Linked DNA regions of Mus musculus: region 1 is linked to region 2. Evidence: chromatin contacts called from ENCODE Hi-C data. All regions are on one chromosome and are shown on one strand. The core of a region is the stretch at or near the end of the contact, and the rest is flanking DNA. Distances in the headings are between cores, read along the strand shown. Region 1 has its middle 36 kb from the start of Dock9. Region 2 holds the start of Dock9 (dedicator of cytokinesis 9).

Evidence for each region. A loop is a pair of places that touch in the nucleus more often than their neighbours do.
Region 1: a loop to region 2 is called in a map of adrenal gland, with 2.5 times the contacts of the local background. The contact joins the enhancer-like site here to the promoter of Dock9 in region 2. A Hi-C loop is called at or near these places in 1 of 37 maps with a recorded cell type or tissue (adrenal gland).

What each region holds. Positions count from the first base shown.
Region 1 is chr14:121,732,497-121,737,219 of GRCm38, reverse strand. It overlaps a transcript of Dock9 not described here. Among named protein-coding and RNA genes, the nearest start is that of Dock9, 36 kb to the right of the region's middle. Within about 2 kb of position 3,156, at least 1 of the 3 ENCODE cell types and tissues checked has a DNase peak (open chromatin) inside an H3K27ac peak, as active enhancers do.
Region 2 is chr14:121,697,045-121,701,691 of GRCm38, reverse strand. Dock9 (dedicator of cytokinesis 9) reads left to right here and starts at 3,275. Exons shown (of 54, transcript NM_001081039.1): 1 at 3,275-3,498. The coding sequence starts at 3,379.

The DNA.
Region 1 (4,723 bases), core at 1,907-4,406, 36 kb before region 2:
CATATTTTGAAATATCCTTTGGAGAATAACTGCTGTCAGAGAGTAGAAGGACTAGAGCCCATTACTGTGTGCTTTTCTATCACCTACCCATAGCCAGCCAAGCTTAGGACCTACCTGAGTTGGGCTAGTCAGGGCAGTATTCCCACCCTGTGCAATAGTGCTCCCACCCTATGCAATAGTGCTCCCACCCTGTGCAATGATGCTCCCATCCCGCGCAATGGTGTTCCCAACCTATGCTGTAGGCTTTTGCTCCTTCTAGCCAGACCGACTTGTCTTTGGTTAACCTGACTTGATGACCACCCCACCCCTGTGCTTTTCTTTTTTTGATGGCACCAGACAATAGTGACCCGCTTCTGGCTTTGTCAGACCTTTGTCAGGCCTGGGTTTCTGACACGCTGTTCCTATGTACCTCGTGGGCCACTGCTGCCCACCAAGATGCCGCTAGGTGGAAAGACCCAACTGGACTTCTGGATTCTGTGTGTGCTCCCTGATCCTCTTTGTGCACATCAGGCAGAGTTTGTCTTTGGGAATGAAAGTCAGGCCACGTTCCTCCTCTGCTGCAGAATCCATATAGAGGTCTGTCTCCACAATGGGATCACCCACCCCACACTTCCTCCTCTCCATCTGCTTGCTTTTCCCTTGATCCTCCTTAGTATTCACTTCACTCTGGCCATCAAGGCTTCCTGGGACATCGCCATCTTGCCTTTGTATGGCTCTTGCCTGGGCTCTCCCAGGTCTTTGTTCAGGTAGCCCTTCTCAAGTGAGGCACCTACAGATGCCCAGTATTACTCCAGAGCATCCCAGCAAGACCTACCCACTGTCACCTTGGGTCATCTCCATGCAAAAACACACTGACCTGATCTTCAGATACATGAGGGTCCTTGCTAGGGCCCCCAGCTTTGTTTGGGAAGGTGTCTGTCTTATCTGTAGCCCTGGTGATGCCTCCAACGTGTGACTTTGCCAGAAGTGTCAGCAGGTAACAACTGAACTGCATCCACCCTTCCAGCTGCAGTTTCCAACCTGTGGGTCTTGACACCTGGGAGGGGATCCAACAACCCCTTCATAGGGTCACCAAGACCATCGGCAGACACACAGATCCTTGTATTACAACAATACAGATCCTTGTATTCATAACAGCAAAATTACAGTAGTGAAGTCGCAACGAAAAGTGGTTTTTGGTTGGGGGTCACCGCCACATGAGCAACTGTATTAAAGGGTCACAGCCTTAAGAAGGTGAAGACTACTGCTTTATAGTCTCTAACCACTCAGTGCATACCAAACCCTGTAGGAGGGACTGTGTTTGTTCATGGTGGGATAGGCTGAAACATGAGCGCCCCCTATCTGTAGAGACTAGAAATCTCCAGGATCTGCTCACCAGCCAGAGCCAGATGGATACCCTCACAGCCACGTTTTGGTCTCAGCGAAGTTTCTTCTGGACCAGTTTTGCGATTTTTCTCCTGTTCTATACTGAAGCACACCATGGGTAGCTAGCTTCCTGAGAAGTGACACTCACTGTAAGAATGGATGATGGGGGGGGGGGGCGTGAGGCTGGCTTGGGTGGGGACAGTGAGAGGCAGTGAGGTACATAAGTGTGATTCTGGGGAGGTGGCTCAGTGCTTAAGAGCACTCGCTGCTCTTGCAGAGGACTGGACTCTGGGTCTCACCCACCTGAGGGGCTCTGAGACTTTCTTCTGCCTCCTTTAATACCCACATCCACATGCGCATTCTTGTCCACAAACACACATACGTACATACATATTAATGAACTGTTATTTCTTTAAAGAGTGCGATTCTGAAGCCAGCCTTCAGGGTTGAAAACCTACATCCATTACTTCCTCGATGTGTGACTGCGGGCGTCATCTGTCTGCTCCTCGTTCTCATCTGCTCTTTATCTTCTGAATTCAGATAAAATGGTACTTATCGCAGGGTAGTAAGTGACTGACTTGTCCGAGGCTCTCAGGGTGGGCCCCGTTGTGCCAATTGTAAGCAGTTGCATAGTTGCTGTTGTTTTTCTGTTTTTTTTTTGTTTTTTGTTTTTATCTTCTTTATGACAAGCCTGGAGAGAAATCTCTTCTCACCATATTCCTAATGATTGTGTTTTCCTGAGTAACAACTGCATAAGTGTGTTTATGTGGGGGTGGAGGGTGGTTTGAGATAGGGTCTCTTAGGCTGGCCTGGAACTTGGTATGATTCAAATTTCACTTGCTTCCTAAGTGCTGTTTTAAAGGCATGTGCCACCATTCCAAACTTGCTTTGATTTCCTTGCCTCGCCTTGCCTTGCCTTGCCTTTTCTCTCCTCTCCTCCCCTCCCCTCCCCTCCCCTCCCCTCTCCTCTTCTTTCTTTCTTTCTTTCTTTCTTTCTTTCTTTCTTTCTTTCTTTCCTTCCTTCCTTCCTTCCTTCCTTCCTTCCTTCCTTTCTTTCTTTCTTTCTTTCTTTCTTTCTTTCTTTCTTTCTTTCTTTCTTTCTTTCTTTCTTTCTTAAGACAGGGTCTCATTATGGAGCTTTGGTTAACCTGAAATTCTTAGTGTAGACCAGGCTGGGCTCAAATTCACAGAGATCCACTTGCCTCTACCTCCTGAGATCTGGAATTAAAGGTGTGCACCACCACACCTGGCTACTTTTTTGAAGTTGATAGGGTTTCAGACTTCTGAGAGACCCTCTCTACTCTGACAGGTACAAGTACCGGAAGGACTTTTAACCGATTAAGTCTTGCTTCTTGTTTCATGGTTGTCATTTGTGACAGTACGCCTGGTCCCATCTGCTTATTTTGATCTTATGTGTGTGAGTCACTTTTGGAATAAGGCAGTATGTAAATCAGCAAGCAGAGAGCTATATGGTGAAGAGGGGCCTCCCTGTGATCATCAAGAGAAGCAAGTCAAGCGCAGATGTTTGAGTGCAGTCTCCAGCTTTGTAAGGTTGGGGAATGTAAAGTGTCTACAGGAAGGTTCTGTTTATATTTAAACGACGAGGGATCCTCTCCATTTACCCTGGAAAACGAACCTATCTGGTAAGTGTAGAATGATTGAAGTTCAAGTCAGTCTGTCTGTCTGTCTATCTATCTGTGTGGTTGTACATGTGTGTCCTGGAGTACCTGTATATATGTGTGGAGACCAGAGCACAGCCTTTGGATGCTTTTCTTAGGCTCCATCTATGTTATGGTTTGTTTTATGAGAGTGTCTCACACCAGCCTGGAATTTGCAGAGTACCTAAGGCTAGCTGGCAACTCTCAGGAATATGTCTGTCTCTAACTGCCAGCTCTGGAACTACAAGTGCATGCCATTGTATGTGTATTCGTGTGTGTGTGTATGTGTGTGCGTGCACACACGTGCACGCGTGCGTGCATGTGCGTACGAGTGCGGGTGTGCGAGTGTGTTCTGGGTATGACACTGCTTCCGGGTTCCTCTGCTTCCATCTAAGACCTTTCCCTAGTCTTCCCATTTAAATGTTGACTGCCAGTTCTAGCACAATTGATGTGGAAGATTGAGTTGGGATCTCATTCTTGAGTATAGATTTTTCCTCGGGATTTTTGCTTTACAGAGTAATTGGACGTATTAGCTCAGTGCATTGGGAGTTTGTCCTGATTGCTTGTTCTTGCTGGACAAGCGGCAGCCCTGGAGATGCTCACATCCAGGCTGCTGTAGCTGATGTGAGGGTGGCACATAGGTTGTCTGGCAGGAGGCCAGTCCATCTAAACCTTCCACTGCAGGGAAAGCTCGTAAGCTGAAGCAGACATTGCCAGTTCCACTTTCTTCCTCTGAGAAAGTCCCATTCTGCTCAAGGCCAGCACTGTCAAGTTTGACTTCCTTTCTGTAGTTGTGGGAGAAGTAAACACCTCTTGTGTTGCTGTGTGTGATATATTGTGTTTCTGCTGATCATAGCTGAGGGAAAGAGAGGCTGGTCAGTTAGAACCGGATTGCTGCTGCATACCGGGAGTAAGGGCACAAAGGAAGAAAAAAAAAACGACTAGTCTTCAATTTTTCTTGGTGTGTGTGTGTGTGTGTGTGTGTGCACGCTCGCGTGAACACGTGCGTGTGTGTACCTGTGTGTACATGTACTTCTGCTGCACACATGGAGGCTAGAGGAAATCTTTGGTGCCATTCTCAGGAACACTGTACACTTCATTTGAGACAGGTTCTCTCCTTGGCCCAGAGCTCACTGCTAAGGCCAGACTGGCCAGCGAGCCTGTCTCTAACCCCTCAGTGCTAATTACAAGTGCACCTGCCATTTTTATGTGGTTCTTAGGGATTGAACTCAGGTCCTACTTGAAGGGCCTTTGTTGACTGAGCCGTCTCTCCAGACCCTTGAGTTTCTTTCATTATGTATATCATTTATTATCATGTTATTTATATCCCATTATCATACTGGGATAATGCAACTCTTTATTTTGCTCATTGTAAATTTAATATTTTAGTTTTTGTCCCTACTACCTTAAAATTGAAGTTTTTTTCATGGTTAAACTAGTATAGAATTTAGCCTTTCATAGCATCAAGATTTTTCTGAGTACTTAACTTCCTTCAGACTTGGTCCTTTCTAGTTCTTACAAAAACCATTGACTGTGAAGGTCTTTTGACTTGTATGCTAATTAACAGCCATTTGACATTGGATACTGTTCGAAGAGCACAGAATAGATGACACCCTTCTCTTTTGTGTCTGTATATATCTTTGGGATGGGGTGCATTGAACTAGGGGGCAGGCAGAAGGTGTAAATGCAAAATGGTGGTG
Region 2 (4,647 bases), core at 2,026-4,525:
ATCTTGAAAAGTAGTCTAGGCTGCTTTGAACTCACAGCCTGGGGTGCTGAGACTATACAGATGTACCATCCCAATTCCCCAGCCACTAAAGGATTTATTTTCAGTTGCTGCAGATCTTTGTAAGGTATTGCAACAGCATAGTTGGTGGAATTGTCTGTCCTTTTAGGCCGTAAAGCCAGAGTTCCGAATTTAAGACTTAAGTATATTCTTCAGCTTGGGAATAGCAACAGCAGTTACCCCCAAGTGAGCATCTGTACGCCATTGTGTGAAGGCTGTTTAGTATGTACGTTTAAAGTCCGAATCAGTTTGCCCGTGTGAGAAACAGGGCTAACTGACATAGAGTTTCCAAGAGTAGGTAAGACTGCAGACTGTAAGCAGTGCTTTGTACAGGGCAAACAGTGCTTCTCAGGCAACGTCTTAACCCAGCAGACTACTATGGATACCACTGCGGGTTGACTCAACAAATTGGATAGCTTGTTTCCTTAGCTGCTGGCTGCTGAGTGGCAGTGGAAATCTGAGGAAGATTAGGCCTATCCTGTGAGCCACCTAGAAGGTTTGTGAGCTGTTGCTCATGTCTGTGGTTTGTGCTGTGATTTCTAGCCTCTTATCTAGGACACCTCTAAATTTTAATTTCGTTCTTCTTTTGGCTTTATTTGTATGTAACTGAAACTCTCTACTCCTGCCCCTCTGTAACCTTAGAATGGTTTTTCAAATTCCTGGATTCTATTATTTTGGGATGCAGCTTTGATTAGAATGCCAGAGTTTGCCTTGAAAGATAATCTATAAGCTAGCCTCTTCTATATATTTTATTTTATTTTTTTCTTTCTTGAGACAGGGTTTCTCTCTGAAGTCCTGGCTGTCCTGGAACTTACTATGTAGAGTAGACAGGCCTCAAACTCGGAGTTCCGAAGCCTGCCTCTGTGTCCTGAGTGAAGAGAGTAAATGAGTGGTCACCACCATAACCTACCCAGTTTCTAAATCTTGGATAGTTTATTCTTTCTTTTCTTTAGTCTTTCGGGGAAGGGGTCATGGTGGGTGGGCCTTGAACTTCATATGTGTTTTAACGATAGAAAGATCTTGAAGTTCTGACCCTTCAGTCTCTACCTCCAGAATGCTATGATTACAGGCATGGATCCCAATTTCTGATTTATGTGATGCTAAGGATTGAACGCAGGGCTTTGTGCATGCCAGGCAAACACTACCAACAGAGCTATGTACCCAACTCTTTAAAAGTGTATTTATTATAAAAGCTAGGTTTTGATTTTTTTTTCTTGATACAGGAGCTTACTTTTAGTTCTAGGCAGGCCTTGAACTGGTGGCAATCCTCCTGCCTTAGTTATCCCCGAGTTTTGGAATTATAGGTGTGAACAGCCACACCCAGCAAGTTAACTATTTTTTAAATGGACTCAGTAATTTATTTACTACACAGTGGTGATCATAGTCAGAAGGATTTCTGGTGTTTAAATGACAGTGGCAGGTGCTGAAGGGAAAGAGGGAGGGCAGTTAGGCACTGTGTGGCCTCTCAGTTTCCACTTGAGTCCTACTGAGCTCTGGCAGTCTCCATCATCCTGGTGCCTGCAGAGTGATGGTGGGGCTGGGTGGGTTTGGACTGCATTTCTTCTGCTGGCTTCTGGTCCTAGACTATTTTGTACATTGAGACTGTGGATGCTATTTACTGACTATTATAATATTTGTATCTGTTACTAGACAGGTCTTGATTTCAAAGAAGTGAACAGGCACTAAATGGGAGGGGTTCCACCCGAAGGGCATCTTTACATTTAACCCACCTGTAGTACATGCTTTCTGTGCATCTTTGTAGCAAACCCCTTCGTGCATCTTTGTAGCAAACCCCTTCGTGCATCCTTGTAGCGAACCTCTCCGATGCTTGTGTTTTGATTTTTGCTAGTTGATCTCTTAAAAAGTTACTCCTTCAGGGAATATGAGGAAACAAAAAAGATAGCAGACTTCTTTTTTTTTTTTTTTCCATTTTTTATTAGGTATTTAACTCATTTACATTTCCAATGCTATACCAAAAGTCCCCCATATCCACCCACCCCCACTCCCCTGCCCACCCACTCCCCCTTTTTGGCCCTGGTGTTCCCCTGTACTGGGGCATATAAAGTTTGCAAGTCCAATGGGCCTCTCTTTCCAGTGATGGCCGACTAGGCCATCTTTTGATATATATGCAGCTAGAGTCAAGAGCTCCGGGGTACTGGTTAGTTCATAATGTTGTTCCACCTATAGGGTTGCAGATCCCTTTAGCTCCTTGGCTACTTTCTCTAGCTCCTCCATTGGGGGCCGTGTGACCCATCCAATAGCTGACTGTGAGCATCCACTTCTGTGTTTGCTAGGCCCCGGCCTAGTCTCACAAGAGACAGCTACATCTGGGTCCTTTCAATAAAATCTTGCTAGTGTATGCAATGGTGTCAGCGTTTGGATGCTGATTATGGGGTGGATCCCTGGATATGGCAGTCTCTACATGGTCCATCCTTTCATCTCAGCTCCAAACTTTGGCTCTGTAACTCCTGATAGCAGACTTCTGCAAGAACATCTGTGTATCTCTCTTCTTCAGGATATCTTTGGACTTCCCATCTTTTTCCTATTCTTGAGGGAAGAGACTTTCTGCTTTACGTTTCCACTCTGACCTTCTCCATCCTTTAACACTGGGCACACTACATCCTGGCACACACACGTTGTTGTGTGCAAAGAAAATGTCCATGGTAAATGCTTTGGCTGCATTATTAATTTATTCAGCATTACGGTATCATCTCCCTGGCATAAAACAGATACATGAGTTTGTCTGCTGCTGTCTGTCCTGCAAGGAGAAATGATTTCTTGAACTGTACCTCCTGGGAACACCCTTGCTTGCTCGTTTGGTCCTGCTTTGATCAGGAGCCAAGTTCTTGGTGCTTAGCCATAACACAAATGAAAGCGTTTTGAAACTGCAACTTTTAGACCAGCCAGGCGACCTAGCTGGGGGCTTCAGATCGGAAGTCCTTATGAGGGAGCCTCGCTGGGATCGGCAGGCTTCCTTCTCAATGCTGCACTATTTGGATTCACATTGATTTGGCCCACGCTGTGTGGAACAGACACAATGAGGCTGGTCTTTCATTGCAGAGGCAGTACACTGTGTATTGTTCTGTTTGGGGGTTGTTTTTCTTTGGCCAGCGAGCAGGAGCCTCCCATTCTCCTAGCTGTAGTAACACCCCTAGAGGCTGGCCTTCTCGGTCATGCCTTCCCCACCCCTCAGGCTCTGCACTTCCAGTGCCTGGGAAACAGGCTTCAGGCTTCCTTTCCTTTCTCTGGCCAGCGGTGCGGCTGGTGGGGGACTCTCAGCTGTCCCTGCTGCAGGCTTTCTGACAGTGGTCTGTGTGGAGAATGCAGGCTGAGAAGTACAGGACGAGCGGTAGAAGTGACAAGAAGGAGTTGGTCATCGAGTCCCCCCTGCAGTACAAGGATGCAGCTCAGGCAGACGTGGAGGCAGAGAGCTCCACATTGGTAAGAGTCCCGTCCTGTCGCCCTGTCCCGGGACCGTGACTGCTTCTGAATGAGTCAGTGACCCACCGCATCCCGCTGCTCTTTCTGACTTTCCGACTTGCTCCTTTCTGACTTGCTCCGCCTGTCTCTAGGAAACCCTTATCTCTACCTTTCCTTATAGACTGGCCTGAAGTCTACTTCCATCCTTCCTCAGGAAAGAAATGTTGACGTTTGTGGGTGAACAGGTTTCTGGGAGGAGCTTTGCATAAAACAATTTAGTATTGTTCAAAAATTTTGTCACACCTAGCCACAACGATTTTTTTTTTTCAGAAGTCAACTGGGCGGGGGTTTTAACAGCACCCTGGGAGTTGGAAAGGAAGTATTTTGCAGACTTAAACCCTTCTGTGCATTGTCTATTTATGTCAGTGAGAAAACAAGGCAGGTAGGTGCTGAGGAGTGCACGCCGGTCTCTTCCCCTTGTTTATTTTTATCAGGGGCGTTTGTGTTGAACAGAGTCAGAAAGAATCTCAGCTGACAGCAAAGTTGATGTTTTAGCATTAGCCAAACCCATAGTAGTTTGAACAAACTCAAGTGCCTTCTTAGACTCTGGAAGGGAAGACCATGTAAAGTAATTGTGTTGTTAACCGTCAATGAGTAGGCTGTGCTTCCCGTTTGGAATTTCTTTAGTACAATAAAGGCACATAATTTTTTAAAGCAAGCTGCAGAAACCACCAGCGTGCTCTGCCGAGGGGACAATTGAGCCTTTCACACGGGCTGTTAAAGGGATTGTCAAGCTAGTGCCTAGTACCTCTGTGTAGCTTTCCCCACCCCAAACATGGAAGTTCAGTTGTGGCTGCTCTAGTGCTCTAGTGTTTGGTTTCCAGTTTACTGCACTGGCAATTAACAGCTGTGAGGGTGGGAGCTTAAACTCTCCAAGAGCATATTTCACCCTGACCGAATCGCTTTCCTTTGTGATGAGGGGGGTTAACTTACTTGTATTGCGCCGCCTTCAAAACTGTACTGCTTGTTCTTGACTGAAAGTCAGTCAAATAAGTTGGCTCCCCCTCCCACCCCACCCCGCCACACGCACACAGTTCATTTTTAACATACAGATTTACTGCCTCCGCCCCTTTTCTGGAATATAAAGTTTACAGTTGTTTGCTCCCTATC